2 separate regions of the Mus musculus genome follow, and region 2 is linked to region 1. A link is a loop called in an ENCODE intact Hi-C map of the cell type or tissue named here. Cell type or tissue: gastrocnemius. All regions are shown on one strand.

What was found. Peaks named below come from ENCODE experiments on the same cell type or tissue, not always from the same donor. Only the 100,000 strongest peaks of a DNase experiment are listed, where the experiment ranks them.
Region 2: it touches region 1 in a loop (2.8-fold over the local background); 2 of 42 quality-filtered maps call a loop at or near these places.

The regions. Positions count from the first base shown.
Region 1 is chr1:59,579,845-59,587,844 of GRCm38, reverse strand. Gm973 (predicted gene 973) reads right to left here. Exons shown (of 19, transcript NM_001357842.1): 10 at 5,370-5,449. It overlaps Gm39648 (a long non-coding RNA gene), which reads left to right. Exons shown (of 3, transcript XR_865454.2): 3 at 1,151-1,447. Among named protein-coding and RNA genes, the nearest start is that of Gm39648, 12 kb to the left of the region's middle. In gastrocnemius, CTCF peaks have their summits at 3,007 (motif pointing right) and 6,772 (motif pointing right); a DNase peak (open chromatin) is centred at 3,009; H3K4me3 peaks cover 323 bases; H3K27ac peaks cover 729 bases.
Region 2 is chr1:59,511,625-59,519,624 of GRCm38, reverse strand. It overlaps a transcript of Gm973 not described here. Among named protein-coding and RNA genes, the nearest start is that of Gm973, 8.7 kb to the left of the region's middle. In gastrocnemius, a CTCF peak has its summit at 4,049 (motif pointing left); DNase peaks (open chromatin) are centred at 3,180 and 7,725; H3K4me3 peaks cover 2,383 bases; H3K27ac peaks cover 4,221 bases.

The DNA.
Region 1 (8,000 bases):
AGTGGAAGAGAGAAGTTCCTACTTGAGATGCAAACTTGAGAATAAGGGACAAACTCATGGGCTGGAGAGGTGGCTCAGCGGGTCAGAGCACTGACTGCTCTTCCAGAGGTCCTGAGTTCAAATCCCAGCAACCACATGATGGCTCACAACCATCTGTAATGGGATCTGATGCTGTCTTCTGGTGTGTCTGAAGATAGCTATGGTGTATTCATATACATAAAATAAATAAATCTTAAAAAAAAAGAGAGAGACAAATTCATTGACTCTCTGAGTCTTAGAAGATAACAGCACAACACCAGTCAGATTAATGTTCAATTTGTTAAAAGAACAGTGTTAAGAAATGTTGCTGCTGGGCTGGTGAGATGGCTCAGTGGGTAAGAGCACCCGACTGCTCTTCCGAAGGTCAGGAGTTCAAATCCCAGCAACCACATGGTGGCTCACAATCATCCGTAAGGAGATCTGACTCTCTCTTCTGGAGTGTCTGAAGACAGCTACAGTGTACTTACATATAATAAATAAATAAATCTTTAAAAAAAAAATGTTGCTGCTGATGCTCAGCTGGCTGTGCATGGACTCCTGCTGGACATTGTGACTCCTGGGTCATTTTAGCTTCCCTTGCATACAATGTACATTTTAAAAGTTATTTATGGGGGCTGGTAAGATGGCTCAGTGGGTAAGAGCACCCGACTGCTCTTCCGAAGGTCCAGAGTTCAAGTCCCAGCAACCACATGGTGGCTCACAACCATCTGTAACAAGATCTGACTCCCTCTTCTGGAGTGTCTGAGGACAGCTACAGTGTACTTACATATATTAATAAAATAAATCTTAAAAAAAAAGTTATTTATTTAGCTGGGCGTGGTAGTGAATGCCTCCAGTCTTAGCACTTTGGGGGCAAAGGCAGATCTTTGGGAGTCAGAGTGCATGCAGCGTTGTCTATATAGTGAGACCCTGTCCAAAAAAAAAAAAAAAAAAGTAAACTTATTTACTTATTTGATTTTTTTGATTTTTCCATTCAGGGTGCTCAGTTTGGTTTTGAAGTAGATACCACATTCCCAACCCCCGGTTCAGCCTCCAGGGTCCTGCGATTATGTGAGTATGTCTCCATCAAATTGAAAATTTACAAACTCTTTTTATCTTTCCTTTTTCATAGAATAAAGACGACTAGGGGAGGAGAGCAGAGACCACAGGCCCAGGGACGCGACGTGAAGTTTGAACCCAGAGCACCCTAATTTTGTGCTCCCTAACAGATGCTTGAGAACAAAACACAAAAATCAACAACCATAGATGGAATCATGATTGACTTATGGTTTTGATTTGCACTTTCAATATTCAGTCACTCTGGACGTGATAGCATATGCCTATAATTTCAGTGAGGTAGGATGGCCAGTCTGGGCTACATAGTAAGACTCTGGCTCAAAAACGAACAACAGTAACAACAAAAAAGGAAAAGGAAAGGAGGAAGGGGAAAGAGGAAGAAGAGGAGGAGGAAAAAAAGAGAGGGGTGATGGGTTCAGTTTGCTCCCTGGGGAATATTTAGCAGTGGGTGGAAACACTTTGGTTGTTATAACAGTGCACACAGAGGGTGGACTCTGGGCAGCCCAGGCTGGCTCCTCCTCACCAACCGTCTGGAACCTTGATGTTGCCCAGTATTAAATCACAGATTCCAGGAGATCACAGATCTCAGGTTGCCTCGGATGATTTTGACTTTCTGAGCCTTTCTTTCCGAGGGCTGATATTGCAGGTGTGTGACCGTGCCTGGGTTTTATGTGGTCCCAGGGATAGAATGCAGGGCCATGTGCATTCTAAGATAGACCTCAACCAGCTGAACTACAGCCCCAAGCCCTAGTCATCTGTGCCTCTGTGTGTGTGTGTGTGTGTGTGTGCGCGCGTATGCGTGTGCGTGTGTGTGTGTGTGTGTGTGCGCGCGTATGCGTGTGCGTGTGTGTGTGTGTGTGTGTGTGTGTGTGTGTGTGTGTGTATAAGAGTATTCCGGATCAGACCCAGGGCCTTGCCTATGGTAGTCAAGCCCTGCCACTAAACTATAGCTCATATTCTTGCCTACTACTATTATTTTAATATGATTTGGTCTTTTGATTATGTTTCTAACTCTCTATGTTTTCTTTTTAAAAATGAAATGCAATCCTCACCGAGGATCGACAGTATTATTAACGTTAATGAAATGATTGCATATTTTTCTTTTTTACTTTCTCCTCTCTCACTGCACGGATGTATTAATATCTCCTTCTGAAACTTCCATTTACAATTTTAAGATTCTTTTTAGGTGCTGGGCACCTCACCCAACCTCAAGCCTCTCCCCAGAGGCCTTGGGGAAGAGGAAAGGCGAGAGCCTGCGATTGATGTCAGCGACCCGCAGAGGGAAGAGCAGTCCTGGACTCTGAAGGCAGCCCAGAAACTAATTTCTCTTAATCAGTTGTAGGGCCCCAGGAGGACCCACAAGGCAGAGGGGGAAATAAATCTGAAGGAGAAAACCAAATTCTATGAGGGGCTGGAAAGACCTGTATTTTCAAAAGGGCACCATACCTTTAGGACTTAAGCGCTGGCAGGGCCCCATCCCTGCGCAGCTATTAATATGCAAAAAATGCCTTCATAAATACTTGATTCTGCTCACAGTGGGGAGGCCGTTCATTTGAAAGGGGAAATGGGAGCTTGGAGTTGAAACACGTCTGCTTGTCTTCTTTCTCTTTTTTCATCGCTCTTTTCATCTCCACGCAACTCCCCTTGTAGTCTTCTTCCCCCTATTTCTCTGACTTCTCCCCACTTCTAACTCCAAGGAAGTTGCTGATGGCAGCTGCGGCGCTTTTTTTTTTTTTTTTTTTAAACTGATGGACTTGGCTCTGAGGCCCGGAACCTCCGGCTAGGTGTAGAAGGGGTGCCTAAGGGCCTTTACTTGAAAGTGGAACTGGGAGGCTAGAGCCCCTCACCCTTTCGGCTTTGGCCTTAGCGACGCGGCCACTGAAGACTCAGAGCAGAGGTTTTCAGTACTACCGGGAGGGGGCGCACGGGGGCAGCCTCCGGACCCCAGAGCTGAACTTGGACAGCAATACCAGACTTTCTTTCCCTCATACTTCCCAGCCTAGGTATGTGACTTCTCAAAGGTCTGTTGTTTCCAAAAGGTTCCACCTTTGGGATTCTCACTGTGACTTAAACCAAACCAAGCCAAACCAAACCAAACCTCCACCACCAACAACAAAACTAGACAAATGTATTATGTGTGAGTGACCTTACATGACCAGACCCTAAAGGATGGAGGGACGAGCTGAGTCAGTAGGGATTAAAAGAAAAGAAAGACGGGCTTAATTGCTGCTGCTACTACTGTTGCTGCAAGCCTGCTTTGTGCTTCAGAGCAAGAAAGGTCCTAGGTCCTAGAGAGGCAGGGAGGCCACTGGTTGGGCCAGTGGCCCATCAAGGTGGGTAAACTGAAGTCTGTTGGGTAGAAATTTGTTTCTAAAGCCTTTCCAGATGCTTTATGGTAAACATAAAATTAGTCATTTATGTGGAGTAGGTTGAGGAAGTAGTTAAAATCCGAGGCAGTGATTAACCTAATAAAGTGCCCTGAGCCTCAAGAAGGGGGAGGGGTGAGAGAGGCAGGAGGAAGTCCTTTGTACCCTACACCCCATTTTTCCTGGCTTGGGGACTGGTGGGGCTCCCTAGACTTTTCCTCATAAGGCTTTTCCCCTCGGGGTTCCTTTTCAAAGGCAGGCAGGCTATGGTAACACCAACCAACCAAGAAGCTCAGATGGGAACCTTTCTCCATTTGCAAAGGAGGTACAAGATATTTCCAGAGTTTGTGAACTTACCAAGGCCTTGCAGATGAACCAGGCTTGGAGCTTAAGATCCAAAGTTCAGTCTGACTGCAAAGTTCATAATTTAGTCTATAGTTAACTTGTCATGGCTGGGTCACTCTTTGAAGGGTCCTCCAGTAGAGCCATAGGGATACATGAGTTTGGACCATGCAGGGAGTATTGGTATGGCCTTTGGAGCTATGGGATTTCCAAAATATATTGTATTTTCTTAGTCACAACTCTGTAATTATTATTGCTATTGTTATTACTTAAGGTCTTCGGATCCTTTATGAAAAGTGTCTTCAATGGAGGCAAACCACACACACACACACACACAAACACACACACAGACAGACAGACAGACACACATAGTATGTGTGTGTCTGTGTTGTTTCTGAGGTTCTTCAGTAGTGGAGAAGTGGCTTAGATATGCTTTTCTTCAATGGAGGCCTGACTTGGGCCTGGTGTTTTAACCTGAAAGGTCAGTTCAAATATTGTGCAAACAGACTCATTTCTGCTCTGATTGTAAGGAAGTGCTGGGGAAAAGAGGGAAGGCCAGAAGCAGCAAGAAGTTGGAGATAAGAGGCTTGGCGAGCCTGCCCTGGAGGCTGTCTGAGAGCGGAGGGACCTAGGCAACCCCTGGAGCAGTGGTATAGCATCTGCCTCAGGAGTTCCCAGTCCCTGGATCCAGCTCTAGGAATTCCCTACTAGCTTCTCTTGAGAGACTGAAGACACTGTCACCCTCAGAGCTTCAGACAGAGGACCGCTTATCAAAAAGTCTGCACACATCCCTTGAAACATTAGATATTTCCAAGCCATTCAAATCGGCACCTTCCTTCTTCATAATTATCCTACCTGTGTGCGTACGTGTGAGTGTGTGCGTGTGTGGTGTATGTGCTCATGGGTGTGTGTGCGTGTGTATGGAGGCCAGAGATTGACATCTGGTGTCTCCCTTTATTGTTCTCCATGTTATTTGTTGAAACGGTCTCTCACTGAACCTGGAGTGCATCCATTTAGCTGGGCTGGCTGCACAATGAGCTCCAAGGATCTGCCTGTCTCCTGCTCACCTCCCACAATGCCACGATTACAGATGTTTGCAGCTGTACCTGTCAGGCTTTTTATGTGGGGTCTGGAGATCTGAACTCAGACCTTGCCTTTGTGGCAGGCTCTTTATAGACAGAGCCATCTCCCTAGCTCCTCTCCTTGATGCCTTAAAACCAACAAGCAAACAACAAACTCGATCGCTATTTTCTTTCCTGATTTGGAAGGAAAAATGTGATTCTCGGCTTGTGGCTGCTGGTGTCTGTATTCTTATTCTAATTCTGACTTTGCAGAAGTCTGGGAAAAGTCAGCTCTGCTTCTTCACACACACACCACAATCCAGATTCCAAGCTTGAGAGTAAAGAAACCTGGTGACGGTACAGTTTACCTGCTCATTTTACTGATGAGACAAATGAGGCCCAAGGAGATGAAGAGGCTCACTCAGGGTCACACAGCAAGTTAGGACAAGAATCCCAGACAAGTCTTGACTCCCAGTGTTGTGCTCATTCACAGTCAATACTGTACCTGACTCTCTGCAGCTTGAGCCAAACGTGAGGAGGTTTCATAAAGATTTCCATGAAGACTGGCTCCGGCTCCAGCGTTTGCTGCAGTGAAAGTCGGAGAGAAAGGGCATCGAGGTGTCAGATCTAGGTCTCATGAACTTTCATACGAACCATAACCATATGTGCTCAGCTCATGCACATTAAAGATTATAAGCCCACACCTATAGCATTCCCAGGTATAACCCATAGTGTCTGGAAATATGTCTAAACACCTTGTTGAGTGGGGTTAAGCTTTATATTCAAATTTAGACCTTCTTGTTTTGATTGGTATTTAAAAGAACAAAAGTAGATTCTTTGTGCTATCGGAATTCAGATAAAGCTGACATTAAAAAGGAAATATTGATGGGGAAAAAGTGCTGATGCTGTTGAATATAAATTTTGTATGACCACACTTTGCTGAAATAGGAAAATGCTTCTGAAAGCTTTCAGGGAGAGATTAGAGATTTCCCCTGCTCCTCAGAGGTGGAGGCCAAATAGGAGATGGAGAGAGAGAGAGAGAGAGAGAGAGAGAGAGAGAGAGAGAATGAATATGATGTAGCAGAGAGAGGCAATGGCCATTGTGTCTGTGGGACATGATGGCACCCTCCACATGAGCCAGCGTGGCATTAGCCTGCAAATCTGCCACAGCTGTGCAAGCTAAGACCCCAGAGGCACAACTGGCCATGCAACTGATGGAGATATTTTTACAATTTCCTTAATTTTGAAACAACGTGTGCATGTGCCAATGCTGATGGGTCTGTGTCTGTGGATGCAGGAGCCCACAGAGGCAGAAGACTGTCTCATTCTTCTGGAGCTGGAGTTACAGGCAGGTGTGAACCATCTGATGTGGGTGCTGGGAACTGAACTTGGTTCCTCCATAAGAGCAGCAAGTGCTCCTAACTGAGCATTCTCCACCCCCTGCACCCTCCATTTTGTTATTTTTTGAGACAGGGTCTCATGTAGCACAGGCTGGCCTCAAACTCAAGGCCAAGGATGACCTTGAATTCCTGATCCTCCTTCTTTTATCTCCCAAGTGCTGTACGTATAGGCACGTGCCACCATACCCAGCTTCCAATTGGTAACGTTTTGTGGAAGGATTGAATCTGTGGACTGGAACTCCATGGTTCAACGGTAATGGTAATGCTCATGAATCGATGATTATTTGGGGAATGAAATTTAGCTGTGCCTATGGCTTTGCTGATGTAGATTTTAGTCTCTTTCTGAGACTTCTTCTTCTCAACACTCATCAGTGGCTCCACATGACATGCTGTACTCTCGGTTCTTTTTTGTTTTGTTTTTCTTTTTTAAAGATTTATTTAATTGTTATATGTACAATGTTCTGACTGCATGTATGCCTTTGTGCCAGAAGAGGGCATCTGATCCCATTATAGATGAACCACCATATGTGGTTGCTGGGAATTGAACTCAGAACCTCTGGAAGAGCAGCCGGTGCTCTTAACCTTGGAGCCATCTCTCCAGCCACCTCCTTATTATTTTTGATTCTAAGACAGTATCTATCTCTTACAGGCTCTTCTTTTTTCTGTGTTTCCTCGGCCAGTGTTTTCTTCCTGATTTGTTTGAGAATGGCTCCTGCATAAACTTAAAACACTTCTTAAGTTTAAGTCAGGTGGGGGGGGGGAACTGAGGTTCTGAGACTGGGTTTCTGTAGCTTCAAGCCTACACCTTAACATAGCGGGAGTGGAACCCAGACCCCAGATGTCCTGAGCTGTGTCTTGTGCTTTCCTTCCACACTACACTGCCTCTCAGCCTCGCTCACACTCGCCTGGCCGGGTGGGACCCATCCTCCGGACAGAGCCACTCAGCAGAATTGTGTTGTGATGAGGTTCACTGCACAGTGGCTTGGAAAGGACCCTGGGTCTTTCAGGAATGAAATGTATAAATCCTGATGCATAAGGAAAGTTCTTGCAACAGCAGGAGAATGAGTCAGTCAGCCAGAGTTCAAGAAATGTAAACACGTCCTTAGATAGGAGGCTGAAAAATCACTTAGGGCTTCTCATCTCTTGGGTCAAGACCTTGGTAATTTACTGAGGTCTGTGCTGTCAAGGAGGGGCTGAGACTCCAGCTGCATTCCTGTGCGATAAAGCAATGGGTGTGTGTGGGGGGGGGGGGGAATGGGGATGGTGATAAAACTCCCTTCTAGAGCAACAAGGGAAGATCTACCTCTTGTGCAACCCAGGCCATTGTCTGTCAATGGGGGTGGGGAGGGCTTCTCCCTGTTTCAGGAGCTGGTGTGCACAACCAAAGACCTCATACTACTTCAGCTCTACTTCCCGGCTGCTTGAAATCGCACACAGCCTTTCTGTGATGAACATGTCTGCCACTATAGAGATAAACAGAAAACACTCTCTCCCTGGCTGCCCACCAGCAAGACTGAACAGATTTTTCAAATGCTCCCATTAATCTAACCACTGGCTTTTAGTGAGAAGATAGCGTTCCTCTCTAGATAACCAGGCTATTCAGAGGTAACCCTGCCTAGACGGATTTTATTCTCAGCCCCTTCTGCCTTCTCCGAGTCATGGCGTTCTTCACCAAACACCCAGGCATTGGAAGGTAGAGAGAGCATCTGATTTTAGCATGGAGCTTGGCACCTTTA
Region 2 (8,000 bases), 68 kb after region 1:
TACTGCCTTATACAGTGAGAGCTCTTTCATGGAAGATAGGCACTAAATCTTATCCTGCATATTCCCACACCACCCCTTGCACATAGTAGCAGCTCTCTAAGCATTTGGGGTTTGCTTTGTGACATGCTCAAAGAGATGGGTAATTATCTCTGAGCCATTAAGAGGAATAAATGAGGAGCATTAGGTCAAAGCCTGTCTTAGAAGCTGGTAGTTTGCCTGGCCACAGTACAAAGCTTAGACTCACAGGTTAAAACCCCAACCAACCCAAGACTCAGTAAACAAAGGCAGAAAGCACGCTGACAGCAGGGTGGGAGAGTCAACCCTCTAGACTTGTTGGAAGAAGCACAGGCTTGCTAAGGAGGAGTAGTGAGTGGCCTGTTTAGATACTGGAGCTGATTTCTGATGTGGCTTAGGCCAGATATGAAAGAAAACAATGCAAAAAAGCAACATAGACGACCCTGGAATCACAGTAAGGGAGAGGTGGCTGTCTCTACCTCTGCATCCTCTCTGTTCTTAGGTATAAATCAAGGCCGCACACCCTGCCTGGTTCAGGATGTAGAAAGGGAGAGCTACTTATTCAGGGTCTGGAAGGGTTTGCTTGGGGAGTGGAGAATGCTTGGTCCTTCCAAAACAAATCCTTTGCTCCGGGCTTTGTGTTCTTAGCACGGACATGCAGAGTAACTGCAAACCCTTAAATTTATGGCGGGGAGATGGCAAGTTTGTAGAAGAAACACAAATCCCTCGTTCTTGGTCCTTTCATAACATGGGAGGAATCAATCACTGCCTGGCAGCGGCTCTGCCAGTGGGAACAAAAGTAGCAATTCTTGGGACCTGATCCTGGAGCAAGCCAGGAGGAGCAATGTTCCAAGCTGAGACAGAGCCCACGTCACAGAGGCCCTGTGGATTCTGCTTGCCTCGAGCCATTAAGCAGAATTAGAAGAGAATGTTTTATCAGCTTACTGGTGTGTTTGTTGAGAACAGGGTAGATCTGTGTAGATCTGACTGACCTGGAACTCATGTAGACTAACTAGGCTGATCTCAAACTCAAGAGGCCCTCCTGCCTCTGACACCCAAAGGCTGACATTAGAGGCAGAGGCAGGAGGATCTCTGTGAGTTTGAGGCCAGCCTGGTCTATATAGTGAGTTCCAGAACTACACATAGACCCTGTCTCAACAAAACAAAACAAAACAAAATAAAACAAAACGGGCTGGTGAGATGGCTCAGTGGGTAAGAGCACCCGACTGCTCTTCCGAAGGTCCGGAGTTCAAATCCCAGCAACCACATGGTGGCTCACAACCATCTGTAACAAGATCTGACGCCCTCTTCTGGAGTGTCTGAGACAGCTACAGTGTACTTACATATAATAAATAAATAAATCTTTAAAAAACAAAACAAGGGGGCTGGTGATATGGCTCAGTGGGTAAGAGCACCCGACTGCTCTTCCGAAGGTCCGAAGTTCAAATTCCAGCAACCACATGGTGGCTCACAACCACCCGTAATGAGATCTGATGCCCTCTTCTGGTGCATCTGAAGACAGCTACAGTGTACTTACATATAATAAATAAATAAATAAAATCTTTAAAAAAAAAAACAAAAAAAAACAAAACAAAACAAAATACAAGTTTCATTGGCTTTTGTTATAATGATGTTTATGTAACAGATAAAGTGCTGATATAAGAGCCAGACTGTCCTGTAGTACGCAGTCAACAAATAGTGTTTAAGAAATAATTCTGGAACTGGAGGGATGGCTCAGCAGTTAAGAGCACTGACTGCTCTTCCAGAGGTCCTGAGTTCAGTTCCCAGAAACCACATGGTGGCTCACAACCACCTCTAATGGGATCCAATGCTCTTTTCTGGTGTGCATAGAGAGAATGGCAGTATATTCACATACATAACATAAATAAATTTAAAAGAAAACTAATTCTGCCTGGCAATGCAGTGGCTCCCTGTTAGATGATAGAAGGAAGGCTTTGCTGTACATGCAGAGGCTCTGAAGGTCACAACTCCCAGAAGGGCTCTCATGTGTAGAGACAGTAGGTGACTAGACTATACTATGAACACCTTTCTGTCAGCTACCTTCCAGCTCACTACTTAACTCTGTGATGAGAACCATTTCTATGTTTTCTGACGGTCAAGGAGTCAGTCTGTGAACTATTCACTAATCATTTGAGAAATACTAACGTAATACATCTCTTTGTGAATACACTGCATAAGGTACGAACACATTCTCATTCTGTTATTTGCTCACATTAGTAAGGTTTTAGTTTTTGAATGTTCAAATTACATCCCCATCCATGGCCCTGACAGAGCTAGAACTGCCAGTGTGAAGCAAAAGAGGTGATGTGAGGGAGCCTGGAGGCTTTGAGAGCCTTCCTTTCAAAGCCCGTGTCTTGCTAGAGACAAGAATCAAGAGCTCCCTCATTCCTCAGGGACACTCACTGCCCGCCTTCAGCCCTCATGGAGTCCTTAAGGGAGACACTCAGGTTCTCTTATGAACTGATTTTCAAGTTCCTCTGTAGAGATTGCTTAACCAGATTGTGCAGAAATGAGGCCCAGAGCAAATGCCTGATTGGGATTGACAGAAAAGAAAAAAATGGACAAGACAGCATACATCCCTAGGGGCTAGGCCAGGAGACCCAACCGTGGTGATTTTGTGTGTTCCTCATTTCCTACCAGGCAACAATGAAGGTAGGCTGCCAGTCTCTGGCTGGCCCAGGAGGCTCTGGGGATATGTCCTCAGGGAGGGAGGAAGTGATCCATCCGTCTTCATCACAGAGAACACTCCGAGGACAATGGCCAGAAGAAGCCAGGCCACAGGCTGAGATGAATCAGTATTGTAATAAACTTGAGCAGATAAGAGAGGTGCCCTCTGCGATCATATATCCTGTGAGAATGCCTACACATCCTAATGCGGGTGGGGCCTGGGGGAGGGAGTTGTCAGTCAAGCAGGGAGGACAGCTTTGCAGCAGGAAGAGCTGGCAGTGGGGGTGACTTGGCTCTTAGGATTTTACCATTCTCCTTCTCCTTGACAGCCTGCTCCTGGTTAGGTGCATAAAGGGTTAACCAGCCTCGTAGGACTAAGCTGCCAAGTACACTTAATACTCACTCCAGCACTCCTGGCCTCTGTGCTTGTATTCCTACGCTGCTGGAGTGGCCTGCTCGTGGCATCTGGTTCCCTGGCAACAGCTTTCATTGGCTCATTCAAAGCCCTTTCTTCTTAAGAAAGCTCCGACCGAGACGCCCACCACCACTACCAATCAGCCTCTCCACTTCTCGCTCGGGATGCAGCTGGTATGAAAAATAGCAGCTGTGGACGAGAGGCCGTAGCGCCATGACTGGGGTCGACTACAGCTGCTTTGCACTGGTTTTCTCCAGGACTAGGTGGAAGCGGTTTGCTTTTCCGCTGGGACCGAGGGAATGGCTCCGCCAGAAAGTTTCCCAGCGCCTGGAGTTCTTTGTTCCAGCAGAAATCCCTGAGTTCCCGTGATTCACTGGCTAAGTCCTGGGCTGGTCTGTGCTGTGACTTTGGGCTCTGCGCTCTGACGAGGGGCGTGGTGGAGCTTGTCCTCCATCAGGAGCAACCAGGGATAAAGTCTGTTTCCCTTAGAACTTGGGGAGTCTGGCAACTGCTTCACCCTTCCCCAAAATGTCAGCAGCTCCAAATTTGCTGAGAACGGCAGGGGGAAAAATGCTCTTGATGCAATATTTTGGGAAATAAAAAACTTGGCTAGTGTCTCTAATAAAGAAGGGACCTCTTCCGGGATTCTCAGATTCACTGAGAATCACTTGAAGTTGTTTTGTCTGGAACTTGAATAAAATGAAAAATAACATAGTCGACTTGAGGGAGAAGTCAAGCTGTTTTTGTTCACCTGTGTCAATCTGCTTAATTCATCCTGGCTTTTAAGAAAAATATCAAATTTCATCTAATCCATCTAGGCTCACAGAAATCTAAGCCTGATCAGGAAATAAAAATATTCAAAATGTATAGTTATGTTGATCAAAGATGTTGACTTCTGACCTGGCCACCCACACCAGTGTGCTCCCTGGTGGCTGTGGAGATGTAATGGGAGAGACAGGAGAGTTGAAGATTCAAGGATGTAGGGCTTGTGTTTCTGCTGCCTGGAAGAGCTGGAAGTAAGTGGGGGTATTTCCTGCTGCTTCCAGGACGGTCTGATATTTGGGTATGTGTGAGGGTGAGTGGGATAGGGTATTTTGCCATGTGCTGTCAAAAAAATGTTACATAGGACACTCAGTGACACGCCTTTGAGAGAGATATTTGGGATGATTTGAGCACCTTCATCTGGAAAATGGGGGTGGTAGGACCTAGCACGAAGGCCTGTTATGGAGACTATTAGAGATGAAACGTCTGGTCCTCACTCCTGTCAGGCACTTACAGGCTTTGAAAACTCTTCAGGGACTTGTAATGTTCAGTAGTCAGTTTTAAGAACCATGGATGCAGGCTGGGTCTATAGCTCGCCTAATGTGAGGCCCTAAAGTTAAATTGCCAAAATCTGAGGTGGAAAAAGAACCATAGAAGAAGGGTTGGGGTGTTTTATGTTCAGCATGCTTACAGTCCTGAGTTCAGTCCCCAGCTTCAATGAAATAAATCAAAACAATAAAAACTCATTAGTACATGTGTCATATGGAAGGCCCTTTATAGCAAGCAGAGCATCTTAGGAATAGAGATGAACAGAAGGCATTATTTATAATACTAAAACTATTTTCACTAAAACTATTTTCTCCCTTTCTCGCTGTAAAGAGTTAGATTAGAAAAAAAGGCATAGATTAAGTTTACTGCCCTGACACACACTCCCTCCCTTGAGTTCTTCTAGAGAGATCTCAGCCAAAGGGCTCCTTTTTCATATACATACATTTACATATGCATATATATATATATACACACACACATATTTAAAGATTTATTATTTATTTTATTTATAAGTACACTGTCGCTCTCTTCAGACACACCAGAAGAGGGCATCAGATCCCATTACAGATGGTTGTGAGCTACCATGTGGTTGCTGGGAATTGAACTCAGGACCTCTGGAAGAGTAGCCAGCACTCTTAACCTCTGAGCCATCTCTCCAGCCCTTTTTAATCTATATTAAAGAGGGAAAAAAATTGAGTAATTTCAACAGGAAATTTCAATAGGTTTGATGAGAGAGTACAAAGTCTAAAGAGCCACAGTCTTGCACGGGAAACAAAGACACAAGACTGGCAAGATTAAACAGGAATTCCCTGAGTTGCTTTTTCCTGAAGGAAGATTGGGAATGTGAGCCAGAAAGTTTGAAGAGTCTCTGAAAGGGGGCTTCATTATCAGCTTGAATTGTAATCAGGAAGTGGTTCTTATCTATAACAGAGAACAATGAAGACCCAGAGACCTGGAACCTTTGGTAAGAACATTACATTTTATAAAATACTTCACATTTCCATTAGTAGGTTAGGCATTGTGAATTTGCAGAGCAAAATTTAAAATAATTTTAAATTTATTAGTATTAATCCTAGTTATAATATTATAAGCCTAGTTATAATGTTATAATAATAACTCTAGTTGTTATTATTATTAATAACCCTATAACTTATTATTATATTAACCCTAGGTCCTCAGTTCTAAGATGTCCTTTAAGCACACTGCTTGTTTAATGATGACATTTAAGGGAAATAAACATGTTTGAGATACACCTTTTTGATTTCTTTGTGTACCTCTGGCTATCCTAGAATGCGCTTTGTAGACCAGGCCGCCCTTGAACTCAGAGATCTGCCTGCCTCTGCCTCTACCTCCCACATGCTGGGCTTAGAGCTGTGCATCACCATGTCTGGCCTTGGGAGTGTGCTTCTTTCAAAGTCAGGCTATGGCTTCGCTGAATACTTTGTGATCCTTGGCAGTGGTGCTCAGACATGTGGGTCCTCAGCTTTGGGGGTGCGCAGACGCTTGGGTGGGGCTTGCTTGCAGCCCCTTTAGCAAATGGAGGATAGGTGCTTTGATTGGTGGAGTACCAGGCTTCTGTTTGTCTTTTAATTTGGCTGCATTCAGGTTTGTCCTTCCTTTAACTAGATTACCTGTTTCTAGAAGTTTCTCCTGAAAGTCGCTCAGAAGTCTCTGGAGAGATCCCTGGTATTCTATGGTGATGTTGCAATAAATGAGTTGGTTCCCTAAAACTTCTTTAAGCTGAAGAATTCAGTTTCTCCTGAGACATCTGTCAATTTTTATTGTATAATTACAGTGCCCATTGTGTGGGCTGGCATCTTCCTTCTGTGTCATGTGAAGTCCTTGACTTGTTTTGCTGGAAGACATGAAAGTGTAGTCCTGCCTTCAGCAATAAATACTGAATATTCACTTACTGTAAATATGGTTCACTGTATTTATTGAGTTCTCCCACGGGGCAAATGATGACAACTTAAAACCAACTCATTCTCCTGACAGCAGGTGGCAATTACCCAAAATTGTAAACTGCATCTCAAATTTAGAAATGCCACCAAGTGAACAAACAAGATGTGGAGGATGAAGTAGACACCTGAAGACTGGCACATGGGGGTGCACACCTGGACCCCAGCCCTCAGGAGGTGGAGGCAGCAAGGTAAAGACGTCAAGCCTATTCTAAGATACATAATGAAAACTGGTCTTTAAAAAGCAGGTAAAGGCACTGGCTGTGTATGTCTGAGGATGCAGGTTCAAGTCCTGAAACCAGGTATAAAGTCAGATGCAGTGGTCGTACACACTTCTATACTGAGATGGCCTGTCTCAACAGAGAATGGATACCAAAAGTTGTCCTCTGACCTTTACAAGCACACCACAGCATGCACACACCTGAACACACACACACACACACACACACACGACAGAGAGAGAGAGAGAGAGAGAGAGAGAGAGAGAGAGAGAGAGAGAGAGACTGTGAATATTTCTGTGAAGATTCTAGTGCCCAGAGTAGGTAGGCAGCCTTCACCTCTATCCCAGGCTCTTACAGGGTAGTTGTCACGGATTTCCTGTGCTGCTGGGTTGTATGTACTGAAGTAGAAAGTATCTCAAGGAAATGATGAGAGATGGAAATCATTGAGTTGAAGCTGGGCATCGTGGTGCATGCCTGTAATCTCAGCATCCAGGAAGCTGAGGCAGGAGGATTGAGGGTTTAAGTCAGATAGCAAGACCCCTTCTTTTACAAACAAACAAACAAACAAACAAACAAACAAACAAATAACAGCACATACTCAAACACATACACAGTATTGATTTATATAAGAGAGAAAGATGAAGACAATTCTATGAGACTCACAGAAAGGCAGAGGGGGCAGGGCCCTACAAATGGATGCTGAAGAAATAGGTTCTAAGTGGGACTTGTACAGAGAAGACACAGTTTGGCATAGCCACATAGGAGCGCCTCTCAACATCACCAGTTCCAAGGAGCAGAAATGACAAAGGCCCTTGTTGCTACATCCTACCTCTATCGCCACATTTGTGCCAAAGTTAGGCTTCTCCAGGCTGCTCCAGCATGCTCATGTCTGAGTGTGCCCGCAGAACCATAGCAGGCGGGCTAAGCCCTGGGGACAAGGGAGCCAGGGCACACCTCTGATGGGTGACTGGCTCAGGGATTTCCAGCGACCTTGCAAAACTTTCTTCCAGTGGCTCAGCAGTCTAAGACACTTCCACCTGGCCTGCCTTTGCTCTCTCCTCTCTCTCCTTCACCCGGATGGATCTGTGCCCGAGCTGTTGCCTCTCCTGGCTCCCTCCCCATTTTCCCTCACAGGTGTCTTCCCTAATAAATCTCAGACACATCTAATCTTGTCTTGGTATCTGTTCCTTGGAGGACCCAGATGGACACACAATTCTTGTAATGGTGCCAGGTCGGCATCCCCACCACATTCCAAAGCTCCAGTTTCCTTTGCTTGATTATTCCTTCCCAATTATCTTCCTAATTACCGCTGTCTTTTAGAAGTTGCTACTACTGGATATTCTCTAGGGAAAAAAGAGATTTTAACTAGGAGTTTGTGTCCATGGGAAATTC